2 separate regions of the Homo sapiens genome follow, and region 1 is linked to region 2. The links are chromatin loops, found by intact Hi-C in ENCODE. Cell type or tissue: PC-9. All regions are shown on one strand. Links, peaks and the distances in the headings refer to the core of each region. The heading gives the core; the rest is flanking DNA. Region 1 has its middle 24 kb from the start of ZNF892. Region 2 overlaps KCNIP3 (potassium voltage-gated channel interacting protein 3).

The links. Peaks named below come from ENCODE experiments on the same cell type or tissue, not always from the same donor. Only the 100,000 strongest peaks of a DNase experiment are listed, where the experiment ranks them.
Region 1: a loop joins it to region 2, with 24 times the contacts of the local background. A loop is called at or near these places in 51 of 110 quality-filtered maps.

Annotation. Positions count from the first base shown.
Region 1 is chr2:95,228,942-95,234,316 of GRCh38, forward strand. It overlaps a transcript of ZNF892 not described here. Among named protein-coding and RNA genes, the nearest start is that of ZNF892, 24 kb to the left of the region's middle. In PC-9, for the core only: CTCF peaks have their summits at 2,885 (motif pointing right) and 3,094; a DNase peak (open chromatin) is centred at 2,900.
Region 2 is chr2:95,312,486-95,317,860 of GRCh38, forward strand. All of the region lies in intron 2 of KCNIP3 (potassium voltage-gated channel interacting protein 3), which reads left to right. Among named protein-coding and RNA genes, the nearest start is that of KCNIP3, 18 kb to the left of the region's middle. RefSeq lists an enhancer at 3,253-3,753. In PC-9, for the core only: CTCF peaks have their summits at 2,765 (motif pointing left) and 2,973; DNase peaks (open chromatin) are centred at 1,136, 2,766, 3,686 and 4,586; H3K4me3 peaks cover 602 bases; H3K27ac peaks cover 2,358 bases.

The DNA of each region.
Region 1 (5,375 bases), core at 245-5,244, 83 kb before region 2:
AACTCAAAAGAATGCAACCATTTGTGTATCATCTGTCTGTGACCTGGAACCTCCCTCCCCACTTGCAGTCTTCCTGCCTTTTTTTCCAGTTGTCCCGCCTTTCCAGACCGGACCAATGTACTTCTTAATAGATTGATTGATGTCTCATGTCTTCCTAAAATGTGTAAAACTAAGCTGTGCCCCGATCACCTTGGGCATGTGTCGTCAAGACTTCCTGAGGCTGTGTCATGGGCATGTCCTCAACCAGGGCAAAATAAACTTTCTAAATTAACTGAGACCTGTCTCAGATTTTCCAGGTTCACGGTATCACTATGGGTCCATGGATTCCTTTTAAAGTTTTAATTGAGGGTTAACATTCGTAACATGTATAGATCTTCAGTATATGCTTGGTGAATTTTTACATGTCTATAAACCCAGGTAACAACTAACCATACAGACCCTTTTCATTCTGCTGGAAGGCTCCTCCATGCCCTTCCCTTCCCAGTTAATCCACCCCACGCCACCCCACCTCATTGTCCCAATGCCTCACCTCCCCATCCCTGTGGGTGATCACTGGTTTGGTTTCTATCTCCTCTACTAGTTTTATCTGTTTGAACATTATTTAAATAAGATCCTGTAGTATATACTCCTTTGTATCTGGCTTCCTTACCCCACATTTTGTATGATTCAACCATTCTGTATGTATCAGTTGTTCTTTTTCACTGATGGTGTGGTATTCCACTGTAGGAATATACTACAGTTTGTTTATTCATTCTACTGTTGATAGATAATTGAATTGTTTCCAGTTTGGGGGCTCTCATGAATATAAGTGCTATGAACATTCCTAGTAAGCATATGCATTTCTCTTGGGTACATATACCTAGGAGTAGAATTCCTGAGTCATAGAGCAGACAGATGTTTAGCTTTAGAAGATAATGTCAAATGGTTTTGACTTTACCAGTTTACAGCACCTCTGTCAGCTAGGCATGAGTTCCAGTTTGTCAACACTTTGTACTTTTAGTCTGTTACATTTTAACCATCTGGCTTATGTGCAGTGGTCTCTTCATACTGGTTTAAATTTTCATTTTTCTGTGGTATATATATATATATACCATGGAATAAAAGGAATGAAATAATGGCATTCACAGCAACCTGGATGGAGTTGGGGACCATTACTCTAAGCGAAGTAACTCAGGAATGGAAAACCAAACATTGTATGTTCTCACTTATAAGTGGGAGCTAAGCGATGAGGATGCAAAGACATAAGAATGATATAATGGATTTTGAGGACTCAGGGGGAAAGGGTGGGAAGGAGATAAGGGATAAAAGACTACACATTGGGTACAGTGTACACTGCTCGTGTGATGGGTGCACCAGAACCTCAGAAATTACCACTAAGGTACTTATCCATGTAACCAAACACTACCTGTTCCCTCCAAAATTTGAAATATAAATAAATAAAATAAATTTTCATTTTTCTGAGTATTACTAATGTTGATCACTTTTTCAAGTATTTATTGGATATTGGTTATATTCTCTTTAAAAGTGACTGAATCTTTTATCCATTTAAAAAAATTCAGTGTTTTTAAGTTGCTTTGCGGAAGTTCTTTATCTGTATTCTTAATGCAAGTCCTCTGGTAGCTGTCTGCATTGGGAACATTGTCTCCCAGCACTCAGCGATGGTGAGACGGGAAGTGGCAGACCCCCGCGCTGGCTCCTCCGTCGCCGCCTCTGGGTGCCTCCCTGCTTCCGATGGGATGGAGGTTTCAGGCTCACTTTGTTCTTTCCTTGCACCAAATCTGGAATCAGCCAAGGATCCTTGGTTCCTTTTAGTGAGGAATGACTATGTGTTTTTAAAGCTCTGGGGGTTGCTCTTATGTTTTCATGAGCTGATTTATGATGTTTTAATCCAGCATTTCCATTTTAAAGTGTGGGGAGTTGTAGAGAATGCCCACTTCACCCAGTGCTGACACGATAGTGTCTGTGAGTGCTTCTTAGCACTTATGTTGCTGCTTATGTACAATTGGACCCCTTCCAACCTAAAAAAATATAAGGAAGGTCTCACACTACTGGTGGGAAGATAAAAATGCTACTACCACTTTGGAAAATGGTTTGATAATTTCTTATAAAGATACCCATTGACCCAGCAATCTGACTCCTGGATGTTTGCCCGAGAGAAATGAACACATATGTTCACAAAAAGACTTCTTCAAGCATGTTCCTAGCAATGCTCTTCACAACTGGAAACAGCCCAAATGTCCATTAGCAGTATAATAGAAAAACAAATTACAGTGTATTCACACAATGGACTACTCAACAATAAAACAAATGAGCTCATTTCAAAACCTCATGTTGAGTGAAAGAAGTCAGAACACTACAGTACGTATTACATTATTTCATTTATATGAAACTCTAGAAAAGTCAGCACTGATCTATAGTGACAGAAAGTAGAAGAGTCACTGCTACTTTGAGGGGGACTGCCTGGGAAGGGGCAGAACAAACTTTCTAGGGCGATGACATTCCTTATCCTGATTGGGGTGTGCATACAACTGTGTATCTGTTTGTCAAAATTGTACAGTTAAGATTTACATATGCAATGTATATAAAATTTTCCTAAAATGCATATAAATATGCGAGAGTGTGTGTATAAATTATGTCTCCAAGTGTAAAACAAAAAGGAAGGACAGAAATATTAACTGCCTAGCAAAAGCTTGAAGTTGGCTGAGTAGATCAAGTTAATTTAACTCCAGGGGAACATTTGGCAAAAGGGGAAACTGGAGTTCTCTGTACTATTACTGAGCTTCAGGGCTGTCATCCAGGGGCTCAGCTTTGGTTTTACTTTTTTTTAGGGATTTGTTTGCTTCAAGAACTTCCCTGTAGTTCCGTTCAGCCTCACCAGGTGGCAGTGTCATATCAGCTAGGGGCCTGAGAAAGGTCAGCTCTCAGGAGACCCTGGTGCTCTCTGGAGCAGCTGGAGAGCGGGTGCTATTGTGTCATCATCAGTGGTCTTTGAGCAGACTATGACTCATACTCATTCACCAGGCTTAGCTGGACATTTTTTATCTTTTTCCAAAAATTATATCTGGGGCACAAATGTGTCACATTTGCAGGTATTCAAAAGACTGTGCCTGAGGCCCCATGGAAAGCTGGGTGGAGGAAGAGCTCCCAAATCCAACATGTAAGCTTCCCCGAAATGGAAGACTTGTGTGCGGCATGATTCCCTGTGGAGGGGTTTGGAAACATGGAAATGATTTCCCTCCACAGAGACGTACTTCTGCGACTTTCGATTTTACCGGGGGGCCCTGGGCTTCACTGATGATTATTCACATGTATTGAGCATTTACCATGCATCAGGCACTGTTTTAATTGTTGAACATACATGATATCATTTCTGGTCTAGCAGGTAGGGACTATGAATATCCCAATTTTTCAGGAGAAGAAACAGATACCAAGGGGCATTGTGACATTCCAGTGCTTGTGAGAAGGCAGCTGGCCTGACCAGACAGTCCACTCCAGGCTACAATCCAGGCAGGGCGCCTGGGACACTCCTAGCCTAGTGGCTGAGCAGAATGATAGGAGAGAGATTTTGGCAAACATTTCCATTACAGTATTTTGTTCTTCATCTCTTTAAAATCTTGGGTGGATTCCCCAGCTCAGTGTTTGTCTCTCTTGGTACATCTAGTGTACTTGGTGACATTGGAGCTTCCACTTACAGCCTATCTGCTTCAAAGCACACTGTAAGGAGGTCAGTCTCTTTAGAGGCTTTGTCTATGGACAGCAGCAACAACAGCAACAGGAAAAGGATTCTATTTTATCATCGTTACTTAGCACATGTTTGTACCCTGGTCTTTTAAATGCTAATATAGACTGCTTTGAATATACCTATATATACATGTATGTATATGTATGTATTTAAGGGAATAGAGTTGCAGAAATATTCCTCCATTCCCTCTTGCTCGTTGTGTGGTGGAGGACACATAATGGGTACTAAGTACAGGTTTGCGAGCTGAATGGCCTGTTGAATTCTTGGCAAAAGGCACCTGAAATTATGTTTAGCTCCCTAGTTAGTTTGCCTCATTATGTGGGATGTCCTGTTTCCTGCCTGATTGGTTTTGAAAGGCACTTTCCTGAGGGACGACTTCAGGTCACCTCCTGAGCCTCTGGTTTTATTTTCTGGAAGCACACCTTTGTCCAGAGTTTCTTTAAGGACTCCAAATTAGTTTTTTTGTTTTTGCTTTAGTTTTACACATACACACCAGACTTACATTTTATTTTTTCCTTTTCTTTTTTTTTTTTGGAGGCAGATTCTCACTCTGTCGCCCAGGTTGGAGTGCAGTGGTGCAATTATAGCTCACTGTGGTTTAGAACTCCGGGGCTCAAGCAATCCTCCCACCTCAGCCTCCCGGGTGGCTGGGACTACAGGCACGTGCCACTAGACCTGGCTATTTTTTGAAAAAAATAAAAACATCTCGGCCGGGCGCGGTGGCTCACGCCTGTAATCCCAGCACTTTGGGAGGCCGAGGCGGGTGGATCACGAAGTCAGGAGATGGAGACCATCCTGGCTAACACGGTGAAACCGCATCTCTACTAAAAATACAAAAAATTAGCCGGGCGTGGTGGTGGGCGCCTGTAGTCCCAGCTACTCAGGAGGCTGAGGCAGGAGAATGGCGTGAAACCGGGAGGCGGAGCTTGCAGTGAGCTGAGATCGCGCCACTGCACTCCAACCTGGGCGACAGAGCGAGACTCCATCTCAAAAAAAAAAAAAAAAAAAAAAAAAAAATCTCGCTATGTTGCCCAAACTGCTGTCAAATTCAAGCAATCTCCCTGCCTCGGCCTCCCAGAGTGCTGGGATTACAGGCATGAGTCACCACGCCTGGCCCTCCTTTGAAACTTCCCCCAACTCCTTTGAAATGTCTTGGGGGCTAATTTTTGTATTTTTTGTAGAAATGGTGTTTCACCATGTTGGGCAGGCTAGTCTGGAACTCCTAAGCTCAAGTGATCTGCCTGCCTTGGCCTCCCAAAGTGCTGGGATTACAGACATGAACCACTGTGCCTGGCTCATTTCTTAATTTTGAGAATAGGTCAGTTTTGTGAAATATGTGTGTCTTTTTTTGTTTTTTGAGACGGAGTCTCGCTCTTGTTGCCCAGGCTGGAGTGCAGGCGCGATCTCGGCTCACTGCAACCTCCGCCTCCCAGGTTCAAGCAATTCTGCCTCAGCCTCCTAGTTTTGTGAAATATGTGTGTCTTATTCCAGGAGGCAGTGGTGCAGGTGGGAGTAGGTGTCCATTTGGATGAGGTCTCCATATGGCGCCAGCAGTCAGGCGCTCAATGAGGAGCATTTATTTGGAAACAAAAGAAAAACAAAGTGGTTATTATGATTAGAAGAAGAACCCAGG
Region 2 (5,375 bases), core at 107-5,106:
AACTTGTCAAAGGCGCACAGGAGACAGGGCCAGGGCTGGGCCAGGGCACCAGCGATGGGTTTGTTCCCCTGCATGGATGTGTTTACCGGACCTTGTGCCGGCACTGGGAGCAGATGTGAACGACACATCCAAGAGCCTATTTGATTGTGCAAGGAAGGCAGTGTGGAGCTCATCACCCTGATTTACCAGAGCGTCCATGGCAGCTCAGAGAGGTCACGTGACTCAGCAGATGGCACAAGAAGCGGGGGTTGGGGTGGGGGAGGCTCGGGCCCAGAGCTCCACGGTGCCCACCCTGACGAGCGTCTTTGGTGGGAGCTGAGGGACGAGGGAGCCCAGGGACCTCACGGACAGAGGAGCCGGGACTCCAATGTGCCCTTTGTCTCCCTTGGCCATAGCTCCCGGGTCTCCTCTCTTCAGTCCAAACACGTCCCGTGTGTGTCCCGCAAGGAGGCCGGGCTGGTGTGGTCACACTGAGGGCTTTGTGCACGTGTGAAGTGCTGCGCGGTGTGCAGATGAGGCATCCCCCCTCTTTGGGAGCTGGCACAGGCTCTGGGTGCAAAGAACAATGGGGCCCATTCAGTGCAGCCCCACTGTGTGCTCTGCGAGGCCCAGCACGGTGTCCTGAGCCTTGGGGTCCTGTGGGAGGGGGGCGGCCCAGACACTGTGCCCTTGTACTGGGGTTTTTCCATTCAGCAGAAGTGGGGCCAGAGACACATGTCGGGAACAGCTGGGAGTGAAAGCCAAGGCCCAGCCTGGGAGTCCTGGAGGCTTGGGTGAGGTAGAACGTCGGCAAGGAGTGGACAGGACCCAGGGTCCTGGAGACAGTGGGCAAGGGCTAGAGCATCTGTGGCTGGGCCCTGGGTGGCCAATTCTGGGTGTGAAGACCCCAGGATGGAGTCAGGAGGTGGCCAGCAGTGGGGCCTCTAAGAGGGGAGCCCAGGAGACTCAGAGCACAGGCAGCCTGGCCCCACCCTACCCAGGAGAGGCGCCCCATCCTCAGCCTAGAAGCTCCTTGGACCCTCTTCCATGACCCGGAAGCTGGGACTCTGGCCTGCCCTGCATGCCTCCCCTGCATCTAAAGCCTCTCCCTGCAGGATGCCTCTCCAGAGGCATGGCCAGTGCCACAACTGGACAGACCTGTTTCTCAAGTTTGATGCCCACAAGGGCTGTGGGACTTGGGTTTCTTCAACTGGAATAATAATGTCACCCACAAATAACCTGGGGTCCCAGCTGCAGACAACCGAAACAGGGTGGGCTCCAGGCCTCAGGAAGTTCACAGAAACTCCGGAGGACCAGAGAACGAGGTCTGAATGGGACGAAGCCAGGGCCCCACCTAGCGCCTTGGGAGATGCCTGGCATCCTGGACCACTCTGGCAGGAACGCTCTAGCAGCTGCTGCACGCTTCTGTGTGACACGGTGCAGCCATTCCTCACACACACACACACACATACACACACACACACATACACACACAAGCACACACACATACACACACACATGAGCACACACACACGCATACTTACACACACGCATGCACATGCCCCTCCCCCAGAGAGAAGACCCACATCCTCCTCAGTCGCCGATGCATCCCAGGGAGATGCTCATTCTCCCCGGGGTGCCATGGCAACCCCACGTAAAATCATAAAGACACCACCACCAGTGCTCCTGGGAAAGAGGGGTAGCAGAAAGGCATCGGAACAAAAGGTGAGTTAACTCGTCTCTAATACGTAAAGATCTATAAACAGAATTTTCGCGTATTTGAAGATACAGGATACAATTGACATCATGAAGCATCAAGATACATGATATCAAAGTGAGATGTCAGATCAGTGCAAATTTTCAAGGATTTCTGAGAATTAACCCCTTTCCATGGGGTTGTAGTATGACATCTGTGGCCATCTTTAATCCACCACAAAGATGGATTAAAGATGGATTAAAGCCACAAAGATGTGGCTGAGTCCTTGGTGGAGTGATCCAAACCCCCATTCCTGAGGGATCTGAGTCCTGGGTGGTCCTGCCTCATTGGGGTTGCTAGAAGCCCCCACTGACTTTCATCACTGTAACTGGCAGTGTTGCTAGGCTCCCTGGAGAATTCACTGGATTTGAAGCAGAGTCCTCCCTGCTCCCCTCGATAATAGGGTCATTCACTGGCCGATGGCCCTTGATGCCAGTTGGTCTGAGTGGTGTGAGGGGCCCAGCATGGCCAGGCGGCCGTCCCAGCTTCCAGTTTAGCAGAACCCCTGCTGCCTCCTGCTGGGGACCCATTCTCCCATGGGAATTTAAAGCCTCTAATCCAGAGCCTGGAGTATTGGTGAGGAGCAGCAGAGGTGCGGTGAGCAGGCACTGGATGAGGGAGGGGCCTTTGCGTGTTTTCCCGGGCTCCGGGCTTGTTCTTCTGGCTGGGGGAGAGGCAGCACATCCAGCAGTGTCACTGGCACCCGACAGGGCAGCCCTGGAACCCGCAACGGCTGCCAGAACCAGTCTTCAGCGGGTCTCATCACTGTTCTGTGAGGCCAGCTGCCTCTGGGGGTGGGCACAGGACGGGGACGGGAGCCTGTGAGCCCTGGTCTTTGGTCACACCGCTCTATTCCGTGGTGAAATGAGTCTGTTGCTTGGGATCTATGGCGTGGAGGCACCGTGATGGGGGAGGTGCTGGCAGCACCAGGGCAGGCCAGAGGGAAGGTCACACCCAGAGTGACCATCACTCCCATGAGGATAATGGGAGCCCCAGAGTGATGGCAGGGATGCAGAGTGGCTGACCTGCCACCTGGTGGCTGGCTGGGCACTGAACTGCAGCTGCAGCCTGATCGGCCCAGGGAGAAGTTCTTTTATTGAATCTACGGTGTTTCGTTCTCAAGCAAATGCCAGAGGAGCCAGGAACAGAGGCTGTGAGGTGCACAGAGGGGACCACTGGCCCACCTGATCGTCCAGTGCCTCCTCGGCCCCAGCGCCCCTTGGAGGGCACTTGTGAAGCACTTGCTGTCCCACACTCCGGGTGGTTCCTCCCCAGGCCTCCCAGCCCTTACTCCCCCGATCCTGCCCCTCCACCTCCCTGACCCCTGAACTAATGGTTAACAGCCATCCATGAATCAGTGTAAACCTGTGCCTTCGGCCCTCTCTTCTTCAGACAATGTGGGCAACACATGTACCAGGAAGATGTCCCTTCTCCACGTCCTTCCCCTAGGTGGGCCTCAGTGTCACCTAGAGTTGGGGCCAACATTTCTTGCAGCTCTGTCTATAAGTCACCTCCGAAAGTTTTTCCTCCTCAGACGGCTTCGAGACCGTAGGGGGCGGGTGGGCTGTGGGGAAAGCGGCAATGCAGCAGGTACTGTGGGAGTCGCAGCCCCCGCAGGTACAGCCTCCCTGCGCCCTCCAGACCTGCCCTGCCTCGGGCCCCATCCACAGCACCTGGGCATGACGACAGAGCACTGTGTGCACATGCAGATACCAGTGGGGCTGGGCGAGAGGTTGATACTCGATTGCTGTTGGGTGTTTCGGGGCTCATGGCCACCTACTCTGTCTCTCTGTCTCTGTCTCTCTCACCATCAGGCGCTCCACCCCCACAGCAGCCCAGCAGTGGGAAGTTAGCTGAATGCCAACAGGAGAGATTTTTGGCATTGCTCAAAACCCAAGAGACCACAGATTTCCCCTCTGGGGGCCTGCCATGGCCCCGTAGAGCATTCCAACTTGCCTTAGACTCATCGTGTGTCATTGAATGTTCTGGGTCATTAGGCCCAAGGGGCAGCACTGCTTGTACTTGGCCTGCACCTGCGGAACAGCCTCTGAGCCGCACATTTAACTGTGGTGCACAGGAGGCCCGCCGGGCACCGCACCTTCCTTTACTGGCAGGGGTGCGAGGCGCAGCAGCTCGTCTTTCCCTCTGCAAGGGATCCCTTGGCTTGCCTGAACTTGCATATAACAGAAACCCCAAATAACAGTGGCTTGATCAAGACAGGTGCATCGGCTCCTATATGGGAAACATGGGGTGAGGCGGTGGCTGGCACTAGTTTGGCAGCTGGGGGACGTCAGTGTCAATGTCTTGGGTTCTTCTACCGTTCCCCTCACTGTGGCAATGTGGTTGCTTTGCAGCCCACACAGCCTCATTTCAGGCAACAGGAAGGAGAACCCAGGTGGAAGCGGAGAGTGGTGGTCCCCATGTCAGGAAGGCAGCACTCACAGAAGTCTCTGGAAGACAGATGCTTCCATTCCACTGGCCAGAGATAAGCTGCCCTCACTGCGAGGAAGGCAGGGGAATGGTGGAGTTTTCAGCTGGGCGCATTTCCATCTCCAACAGCATCTGAACCCTGCTGGTGAAACTCAGGAAGAATGAATACAGAACTGGCATTCTCAGCCACATGTGGCTTGCAGGGTTGTTTTGATGACTGAAGGCACTCACTGGCACCCAGAAAGACCTTAGCAAGCTGCCTGGCTGTTATCGCCTTTATTTATTGCTAAGTGCTCAAAAATGTGGAGGGCAGGGGGTTGGTCAGCTCCAGTCATGAATTTGGCTCTCCCTTCTGCTCCTCAGCAGAGGAACCGCTTCCCACTTCCCCTTCTGCATTTTAGAGAGGCACAGCAGGGCTGAGGGATGAGGCCAGTGGATAGAGGTCAGAGGTCAAGAGACAGCCTAAGGCTAGGGCCCTACCTATGCCCCCGTCCTACTCAGGGCCCCTGGCCCTGAGCCTCCTAGGCAGGGGACTGTGTGAGAGCAGGCTGTTCCCTGTCTGGCTGCAGAGAAGCCCTGGGGCCCGGGTGAGGCCCCTCTGCAGTGAGATCACACCCTCAGCTGATAATCACACCAGTGTCACCTCCTCTGTTGGTGCTGGGAGCTCAGGAGTGACGCCCACCCCATCCCCACGCCTCCCAGCCCAGGAAGCCGCAGGGGCCCTTCTGCCTCCAGGAACAGTGAGCTCCGGGGGCCTGGAGGCTGAGGCCAGGCACCAGGTGAAGGGGCCAGCCCTGTGGCAGGGGCAGGGGCTACCTGAGAAGGCAAACCCAAGGCAGGAGGACTGAGTGCACTCTGGCTGCCCCGGGGCTCTGGGCTGAGGGGCAGGCAGTCCCCGGAAAGGCTGGGAGAGCCAGAAGCAGGGACAGAAAGCAGAGGAGAGAAGGACAGGCCCAGAGCGCCCAAGACACTGGGGACAAGCTGAGACCAAGAGGAGAGACGCTGCTTTTGAGAGACAGAGACAGACAGACAGACCAGGAGTGGGGAGTCCTAGAAAAAGAAAGGTGTTGAGTGTCAGGCTGAGGAGAGGCTGGCAGAGGAGGTCAGGGAGCAGGCTTGTGGGGGTACCGCCTGCACAGTGGCAGGCAGGGCAGAGCTGAGGGCAGGAGTCGGGCGGATTAAGCCAGGCCCAAGGATGGCAGGGTGCGGC